Regions from separate parts of the Homo sapiens genome. Here regions 1 and 3 are each linked to region 2. A link is a contact called in ENCODE Hi-C or POLR2A ChIA-PET data. All regions are on one chromosome and are shown on one strand. The core of a region is the stretch at or near the end of the contact, and the rest is flanking DNA. Distances in the headings are between cores, read along the strand shown. Region 1 holds the start of RAB39B (RAB39B, member RAS oncogene family). Region 2 holds the start of BRCC3 (BRCA1/BRCA2-containing complex subunit 3). Region 3 holds the start of VBP1 (VHL binding protein 1).

Region 1 (2,949 bases), core at 58-2,557, 190 kb before region 2:
ACTGTGGTGATAGTTGTATATATCTGTGAGTATATTAAAAACCTATGCTAAGAATTGTTCACTTTAAATGGGTGAATTGTACAGTATGTGAATTTTCATGTTAATGAAGCTGATTTTTTTTAAAGAGTAAGGCAACGATAAAAGATTACACATAGAAGGCCGGGCGCGGTGGCTCACGCCTGTAATCCCAGCACTTTGGGAGGCCGAGGCGGGCAGATCACAAGGTCAGGAGATCGAGACCATCCTGGCTAATACAGTGTAACCTTATCTCTACTAAAAATACAAAAAATTAGCCGGGCGTGGTGGCGGGCACCTGTAGTCCCACCTACTCGGGAGGCTGAGGCAGGAGAATGGCATGAACCCGGGAGGTAGAGGTTGCAGTGGGCCGAGATCGCGCCACTGCACTCCAGCCTGGGCGACAGAGAGAGACTCTGTCTCAAAAAAAAAATAAAATAAAATTACACATAAAAAATACAAAGGATATGAAGAGACAATTCCCAGAAGAGGAAATGAAATGGTCAATACACAAGACTTGGTATTGACCTCATCAGTAGTCAGAGAAATGTAAAAATAAAGCAATGAGACATATTTTTATTTAACTAAATTCTATTGAGAAGAATTAAGAAAGAATAAAACATACATATGATGCTTGAAATAATGCAGAGCGATGGTCTTTTCACACATTGCTGGGTAGAATTTAAACTGTTAAATAGTTTTGGAAAGTAGAATGCCCATGTCCGTTAAATTTAAAATACTTATACTCTTTGAATTCATGGCCCCTTTTTTAAGACTGTAGCTCACAGAAATAAAATACTTGTGGCTACACTTTAAAATAAGTTATGACAAAAGGGAAATTAGGTGGAAATGGAAAGATATTTATGTTGCTTTATTAATTGCAAAAAGCAATTATTAATTGAAAGTAAGGCCCCAGTTTAATTTTTGTAAAAACAAACAGCAATAAATGCATATAGGAATACAAACACATATAATATTTGTGTGTTTATGTGAGCATGGAAACACTTGTAGACTAATATATAATTATGTGCCTTCCCTTTTTTGTGCAGTTTTGTATTGCTTTGCTAGTTTCAATGAAAAGGTATGACATTGGCAGTTTGAACGACAGAGAACAGTTTTAATGAACAGAGGGTGGGTGGGGTAGTTAGAAAGGGAGGGATCGCGCTAATGTTGCAGCCATTTTGTGTGCGCTCCTCTTACAGATAGTGCGGCGGCCCAGGCGTCGCGTCTACGCGGGGGATTACAGTAACCCGGTTGTCAGTGATGAGTCAGAGTGCGTGGTGCTGATGCTGCTGCCATTTCATCACCTTTGCGAGCGCAGCATCCATCCCTCCGCTCTCCCGGCGCCTGGGCCTACCCAGCTTCGGGCTCCCAGGCCAGCGATGCGCTCGCGGCTGAGCTAGATCCTGCCGAGCCGCGCTCTCTGAGGCGTCGGCGGGGCGCCCCCTCCCGCCGTCCCCGGTCCGGGCCAAGGAGACCTGCAGAGCCGCGGCCATGGAGGCCATCTGGCTGTACCAGTTCCGGCTCATTGTCATCGGGGATTCCACAGTGGGCAAGTCCTGCCTGATCCGCCGCTTCACCGAGGGTCGCTTTGCCCAGGTTTCTGACCCCACCGTGGGGGTGGATTTTTTCTCCCGCTTGGTGGAGATCGAGCCAGGAAAACGCATCAAGCTCCAGATCTGGGATACCGCGGGTCAAGAGAGGTTCAGGTGGGAGCGCAGTCCGGGCCCGCAAGCAGTGGGAGGGTCTTCGGGGTTTGCACCGCCTCTGGGGAGAGAGGACTTCCTGGTTCTAGGTGCGGTCCAGGAGGGCAACACCAAGGGTCTTGAGGATTCTGCCGAAGCCCACCTTCGGCTAACCCGGAGTTTAGTGCAAGGAAAGAAGCGCCCTGGCAGGGAAGGCCGGTCAATAACACATATTGCTTGCACCACAACTCCACCAACCTGCCCTTTGGTGGCTAACAAACTAGCTGGAATTGATCTCTGTATCTGTAATTCATCAATCTCAGTCCCTATGTTACATACTTTCAAAAACGTTCCCAGGTCATCCTAACATAACTGACAGAGATTTAAATACATAAATACATGTGTATTATGTTTTATTTCCACATCTGTGTGTGTGCACATATATATGCTAACATATGTTCTAACATGAAATAGATACGATTGATTCCTTCTTGCAACCAGCACACATTCAGTGATCATCTACTATGTGCCAGACTCTGGGCTTGTTCCTGGGAAAACAGTGTGAGGAGACTCACACAAGGGGATGCCATGTAATCTAAACAGACAAAGCCCCTTCATTCTTGGAACTTCTGTGCTAACATAGTTGAGGGAAATAGATAATCAGCAATTACGAAAGTGTGTCTTGCTCATATTTGTATGCCCACTCCCTACTGTAACACTTGGCACAAAATGAACATGCTTAATTTCAATCAATGAATTCATTGAATAATCAATGAATATGTTTACTTTCACTCAGAACCCTTTGCTTTTCTATTGTAGCATGTATTATTTGTAATTATATGTATGAACACAGAGGAGGAAAGGTTAACTGGAGAAGATGAGACCGGATGAGTATGACTGCCTAAGCAAAGACAGGAAACGCCCAGGGATAGGAAACAGCATGAATAAAGACAGAAGTGAGAGGGAGCAGAGTGTACACAGAAAACTTTGCAGAGAACAATTTGAACTAAAGTAGAGCAGCAGGAACCAGATCAAGAAAACTCAATAGCCCAAGTTTATGATCATTTACTCATTTATCTATTGAAAACTAACTAAGCATAGAAGATACTGGTTGGGTAATTGAAGAGGGGTAAGGAGAAGAAATAATTACAAACTTAAGTTACCTCCAGCTCCCCACTTCCACAAACACCACTGTGGAAAATATCCTTGTACAGGTTCACTTTGAACTTGCGATTGCATTTCTCCTAAG
Region 2 (2,911 bases), core at 245-2,744:
GAAAGGCAATGTCACTGTCAATTTACGTGAAGGAATGGATCAATGGGGAAATGCCTCTAAACGTATATGCTCTCTGTCACTAAGAAAATTACTGATATCTCACTGGCATTTAAGGGGAGACAGAACATGAAATACACTGAGCAAGGCCAGGTGTGGTGGCTCACGCCTGAAATTCCAGCACTTGGGGAGGTCGAGGTGGGCAGACTGCTTGAGCCAGGAGTTCGAGACCAGCCTGGCCAACATGGTGAAACCCCGTCTGTACAAAAAAAAAAGACAGCCGGGTGTGGTGGCGGGCACCTGTAATCTCAGCTATTCGGGAGTCTGAAGTATGAGAATCGCTTGAACCTGGGAGGCGGAGGTTGCAGTGAGCAGAGATCGCGCCACTGCACTCCAGCCTGGGCGACAGAGTGAGGCTCTGTCTCACCCCTAAAACGCAACAATTATGATAATGCTTATTAAGATGTTTATCCCATATCTCAACTGAATAGGAGGTAAGGCAGAAACCAAAGTTCAAGGTTGTATCATTAAGGGAGCCCCGGAGTGATAATGGTAATTAATTTAAGACACGATCCGGACACAATACTGCCAAAGTCGCCATAATTTTAGGTTAACAATGACTTAGAGATTATAAGATATGAGTAAACAAATACAGTCTTACCTTGTATCATCGTTCAACTAGAGTGGGAAAAAGCAAAAAACATTATTGATCACATTACGTTTGTTTGACATATATGGATGCAGATTATATGACAATTAGGTCATGTGTTCACGCACATGGTATGAAAGACTGGAGAATTACTTTAGACTGTAAACAGCTAAACTGTATTTCCTCATCCTCTTCGGCCCCTCCTCAACACAATGCAGCGGAAACTTTTGCTTCCTTCAAGCCCCGCACCTTCTGTTAGGCTCTTCGATACCCTTCAAATGCTTTGGTTGATATCTCTGCTCCCTAGACAGAAGACTCGAGGCGAGGCAAGGGGCTCTAACTGTGGTCAGCTGCTGCGTCGTAATACCCGGACATCCTCATTATACTCCAGTGTCTTTCTGACCTGCCTTGCAGTTTTGGTCAACCGGGCGAAAAGCGCAGATCTAAAGAGAAGCCCCAGGCTACAGGAGAAAGGGCAAGGCTCCCGGGGCCTGTACAGACCGCCGGGGGCTCGCAGGAGACTAAACAAGTGTCAGGCGGCCAGAAGAAACGGGGCTCCCCGCGACAGAGCTATGTAAAGGGTGTCCAAGGACCTAAATCGAGGATGCCTGTGGCCTCCGCAGCCCTGGGAGCTGCCGGCACCCACCCCGGGGACACACTGGGACTGCTCAGCAGGGTTCCATCCAGGCTAACAGACCTACTCACCTCCCCTATGCACAGCCCCATTACTTCCTCCTTCTCTGTGCTCAGAGCGTGGTTGAGACAAACGAGGAAAGCGTCAGACTCGAGATGAACCGCCTGCACCGCCTGCACCACCTGCACCGCCATCTTGGCCCGACCCTTCTCACGTCCGCCTCGGGCCCACTTGGTCCTGACCAACCGGGTGCTGCGGCGCAGCCTCCCCAGCGCCCAGCGCTGTGCGCTCCGCCCAGGCCTGGCCTTCGGCGCGCGGGTTCCTAGGGGGCGGGGCTTAGGGAGCGGGCGGGGCTGTGGGGGCGGGGCTGTGGGGGCGAGGAGGGGGCAGCGGGCGCGCGGCTGGCGCGCGGGGGCGGGCCTTGGGGCACGGGGGCGGGGCCCGCCCAGCAGCACCTGGGAAACGCCCGCGCGGTTTGGGGCAGGCGTGGCCGTCGGGGCGGAGGGCGGTGGCCGGCCGCGGTCCGGGCGTCAGGCCGGGCGGCGGGGGCGGCAGGGAGGCGGCGCTCTGGGGCCGCAGGCGGACGTACTCTGTGAGCGGCGCCCGGGCGCCTGGGCAGGCGCCTCCCGAGTACCGGCGCCCATTTTGCCCGCCCGCTAAGGAGACCCGTGCGCGGCCTACACGCTTGGGGGACAGCCCTTTAAGACGACATCTCCGCGAACGCCGGCCTCTTGAGCCAGGGGGACGCTCTTTTGAAAGTCAGTCCCAAAACAGTTAAGGTTTTATTTTATTTTGTTTTATTTCCAAGTCACAGCCCCCGAATCTCGTACAACTCTCCCTGGACCACTTCCGGTTGCCGGCCCGCGCCTCATAACTTCGGTTCGAGTGACCTCGGCCCGGGATGCCCCTCGGCTCACCCCGGGCTCACGTCGCGATCCTGGCTTGAGTGGCCCAGGGTGGGAGACCTGGAAGTTTTAGCCTAGCTGTTCTCAAGGCGGATTAATTAGCCCAAGAAACATTATATTCATGTGAGTAACCTTTTGCAGAAACAGTGTTATACTGTATCTGAAAAAGTATCACTCTTAAGCTTGGCTGCTGCTACTTTCTACAAAGGCTTTTAGGTAGCTATTTGTTGGATACAGGGAAGGGGAAATGGAGAACTTCAGTTTTTATTCAAGTTCGGATGTATCACATTAGGTATCCAGAATGCAAGTTTCCTCGGGTCTCCTTGTCTCGATGATATCAGACAGTAAAAATATATGTAAAAGTAATTTTTATTTCGAGGTATGTCAAACGTGCCAAGGATAAAAGTACAGATCTTCCAACTCACAAGTCTAGGAATCACACGTGGATTTTGAAAGCGATTCTAAATCAAAGCACAATATATGCCGTGCCGCCTCCACAGCCCGTCCGTGTTCGTGTCTTTGATTTGGTTTTCTACTTTGTGTAGTTTTGAAGCCAGGCAGGTATGGCAGTACTGGAAAGGGAACATTCCCAAGGTGCTACTTGAAGTGTTGATGCTTTGCTCTTTTCTCCCAAGTCAGTTCCAACCCAAGTCTCCCCACACATAGGGTCCCCATCCAGTGCAACGATCTGTAATGTGCACGCCAGCAGCCTCCGTTTTTACCTAA
Region 3 (3,068 bases), core at 378-2,877, 140 kb before region 2:
TGTCTCCTCCCGAGTTAGATTTCTGACGCCATCTCTAGCTGAGCACCATGAATGTAACATTTAAGGCCCTATGGAAATTCAATTAGACACTTAGTTTGAGCTTATACTATGTGTGAGGCACTATGCTATGACCAGGAGAAGTAGGGCGATTCATGAGAACTACCTCACCTCCTCCCAGTAGCAGAGCATGAGGGGTAAGCTGCCAGTCTGGACCTCCACGGATTGTCCAAGTTCAAACCCTGGATACCTCACTTACATCCTGTGTGGCCTGGGGCAAGTTACTCAAGTGCCCCGTACCTCAGTTTTATCATCTAAAAAACGGGCATAACAGTAGTAGCTACCACCTCGAGTTTTGTAAAATCATTAAGAAAGTGCCTGGCACTCAACAAATTTTATTCCTTGTTATGGTTAGATAATAGATCAATGTAGAGAAATAAATGACACAGCTCATAAAAACACAAAATAATAACCAATTACGAAATTCAATCAGCAAATGCGAATATACAATATCAAGTGTGGTATAAATAAATGAGTCTTTAGAAGGATATAAGACGTAGTTAGTAAAAAAAAGGCAGAGGTAAGGTAAGGTACAAACCAAAAGATTGAGAAACTTCCATGAAGATTTTATAGTAGCTAAGTGGGGACAGACAGATGACCTGGCCTGGAGGGCCAGTCAGATGTTTTCTCTCATTAGTCAAATAGTTTTCAACTACTATTTCTAAATTAAATAAATAAAATAAAATTTTTAAAAAGCCACCCAGCACAGGCAGCGCCCTCCAGAACGGCCTGTGGAGCAACCCGATCCCCTCTAGGACACTAGCGAACCTGGGACCTAGCGCCATCAGGAGGGTTCAGCCTCCTCTCTCAACAATTCATTCTCCACTAAGTTGTTAGAATGATGTAGTTAAAACGAAAGGCCTTCTGATGACAGCCCGTTGCCTACTGGAAAACCTCAATTCCTTAGCAAGACACAGAAGGACTTTACACTCCCAACCTATCATCCTATTTTCCCATCGGTCTCTTCTTCCATTTCCCGAGGCAACATTCCCGAGACCACTGCATTCCTTCAACAGACAAAGTGATATTCCCGGTTTTCACATCTTAGCACTGGCTGTTCTGCCTATTCATTGTACTGTGTCTCCAGCATCCATGCTGAGTCGAGAGCTCCTCACCACCTCCCCTTTTCCAACCAGCAGGGGGACGAAAACCGGCGGCAGCCCGGAGGTCCCTCAGGCCGCCCTGCCCTGCCACCCGCCGCCCCTCGCCCCTCGCCCCTCGTCCCGGCCCCGCACCCCGTTCTCTTCTACGGCCTTCTCGAGCTACGTTTCTTCCGGGCGGGCCCCCAGCAGAGCTCAATCTGTCCAGGTGCGAGGGGTGAGAGCAGACCGAGCGCCCCCTCCCTGAACACTTGGCTCAGCTCCTTCCAACAGTCGAGGCCTGGGTGGGAGCCGGGAAGAAAGGGGCAGTCCAAGGCCTCAAGCCAAGATGCCAGGGAACAGCGTGCCTCTTACCACAAACACGGCCTCAGGAATCCCCAGGTGGAGCCGCCGCCCATTCCCTGTGGCCATTTCTCCTTTGCCACAACTGTCCTTAACGGCCGCCATCTTGGGGATGCGAGCGCGCGACTGCCTCCCGGGCCGCCGGCCGCCGGGATTCCGTGATTGGCTTGTTCGCACTTGCAGGCCCGCCTCTCCATCTCCATGCACATTCATTGGTGCGCAGGGAGCGTCCCCCACAAGTCCCCGTTCTCCTTTGGCCGAAAGTAGCCCAACCTCTAGGTGCTGATTGGCTGCGCTCAGGTAAGTGACAAGCGTGGAAGGGCCGCGAAAGAGAAGCTGGAGCGACAGGAAAAACCCATACGTCCTCCTGGGAAAAGGGGTCTTGTGAGTGAGCGGTGCTAAAGCCCTAGGAATAGGGACCTAGCCTGACCCCACCCCGACCCTAGAACTGGCAGCAGCCTTCGCAATGGCCTCTGGAGCGACCCAATCCCCTCTCTCGGATGCTAGCGAACCTGGGACCTAGCGCCATCACGAGGGTTCAGCCTCTGTGCCTTTCTGGTCTCACCATCCCAGGGAGCTTCCTGCCCCTTGAAGGGAACTTACTTTGTGTCTGTTTCAGAGTGGTCACTGGCCTCATTCTAATAAATACCCTGCCTGTCGCACCAGCCTTTCCTGAAAGCCACCTTTGATCAGAATGTCTTCTCTCCAGCTCAAACGTTTCCAAAACTTCATAGTCTACATACAAAATCCTAAGAACTCCACCTAGGCTTCTAGGCCCATGGACTTACCCAATGTCATCCTACACTACAACCCTTTAAAAGCACATGTGTCATACAGAACCAAGTAATTATTCTTCGGGCTCTTTTCTGTGCTTTATTTCACTGGAGTGTTTCCCAGTGAGGCAGTGCTTCATCCACTTGCACAAATTCTACCATGAGCCTAAGAATTACGCAATGGAAAGTAAGTCTCTCTTCTCAGAGGCAATCACTGTTACCGGTTTATCTCCGCACATAATGTACGATCAAGCATATAGACATAGATATGTCTTTAGATATAATATGAGGAAGAAATTGGTATCGTCATATTGTGAATGAGGAAACTAAAGCTCAGTGAACCTGTACAGCTCCTCCAAAATCCTACAACTACATAGTAGTGAAGCCGGAATTCCAAACTAGTTCTCCAGTGGCTTCTATGCGATTTGGCTTGGGAGGATGAAGACATGTTAGCTAACCATGACTCTGACCTTTTCTGGTCAGCAGTTTTGTAAGATAATGTCTCTGTTCCTGGAGAGAAAAGTATATGGGAATTCTATTCTTCACCACTCTCCCCCACCTCAGTGCCTTCCAAAAAAAAATTTTGTTTTTGAAAAGTAGGTAACGTTTCTACAGAAAAACATTGAGATATCAGATACACATGCAAATTTTGTTCAACTTCACTGATCCCTATCTATATTAATCATTGTTAGAACCAATCAAGGACTTACTTCAAACTTTAGGAAATATTTCTCCAAATTATCACTAATTTTAATTTGGAATAAATCCCTCTAAGAGATATAGTATTTGACACTTC

Evidence for each region. Hi-C counts contacts between places; a loop is a spot of excess contacts on that map. ChIA-PET counts read pairs that join two places held with the same protein, here RNA polymerase II (POLR2A). Pooled maps may share reads with other maps.
Region 1: a loop to region 2 is called in a map of naive thymus-derived CD4-positive, alpha-beta T cell, with 5 times the contacts of the local background. The contact joins the promoter of RAB39B here to the promoter of BRCC3 in region 2. A Hi-C loop is called at or near these places in 1 of 168 maps with a recorded cell type or tissue (naive thymus-derived CD4-positive, alpha-beta T cell), 3 of 37 single-sample maps with no recorded cell type and 10 of 50 pooled maps. POLR2A ChIA-PET finds 5 or more read pairs at or near these places in 1 of 52 experiments (activated T-cell).
Region 3: a loop to region 2 is called in a map of B cell, with 29 times the contacts of the local background. The contact joins the promoter of VBP1 here to the promoter of BRCC3 in region 2. A Hi-C loop is called at or near these places in 12 of 168 maps with a recorded cell type or tissue (B cell, CD4-positive, alpha-beta memory T cell, CD8-positive, alpha-beta T cell and 9 more), 20 of 37 single-sample maps with no recorded cell type and 27 of 50 pooled maps. POLR2A ChIA-PET finds 5 or more read pairs at or near these places in 4 of 52 experiments (MCF 10A, Panc1, WTC11 and 1 more).

What each region holds. Positions count from the first base shown.
Region 1 is chrX:155,262,849-155,265,797 of GRCh38, reverse strand. RAB39B (RAB39B, member RAS oncogene family) reads left to right here and starts at 1,307. Exons shown (of 2, transcript NM_171998.4): 1 at 1,307-1,724. The coding sequence starts at 1,510. RefSeq lists silencers at 1,260-1,309, 1,320-1,529.
Region 2 is chrX:155,070,091-155,073,001 of GRCh38, reverse strand. It overlaps BRCC3 (BRCA1/BRCA2-containing complex subunit 3), which reads right to left and starts at 1,494. Exons shown (of 11, transcript NM_001018055.3): 1 at 1,352-1,494; 2 at 659-675. The coding sequence starts at 1,474. CMC4 (C-X9-C motif containing 4) reads left to right here and starts at 1,866. Exons shown (of 3, transcript NM_001018024.3): 1 at 1,866-2,308. MTCP1 (mature T cell proliferation 1) reads left to right here and starts at 1,866. Exons shown (of 5, transcript NM_001018025.4): 1 at 1,866-2,308. RefSeq lists enhancers at 511-1,232, 1,189-1,238, 1,249-1,468, 1,233-1,954, 1,939-2,238 and a silencer at 1,579-1,898.
Region 3 is chrX:155,215,019-155,218,086 of GRCh38, reverse strand. VBP1 (VHL binding protein 1) reads right to left here and starts at 1,627. Exons shown (of 6, transcript NM_003372.7): 1 at 1,512-1,627. The coding sequence starts at 1,604. RefSeq lists a silencer at 1,244-1,333 and enhancers at 1,504-1,583, 1,581-1,875, 1,186-1,974.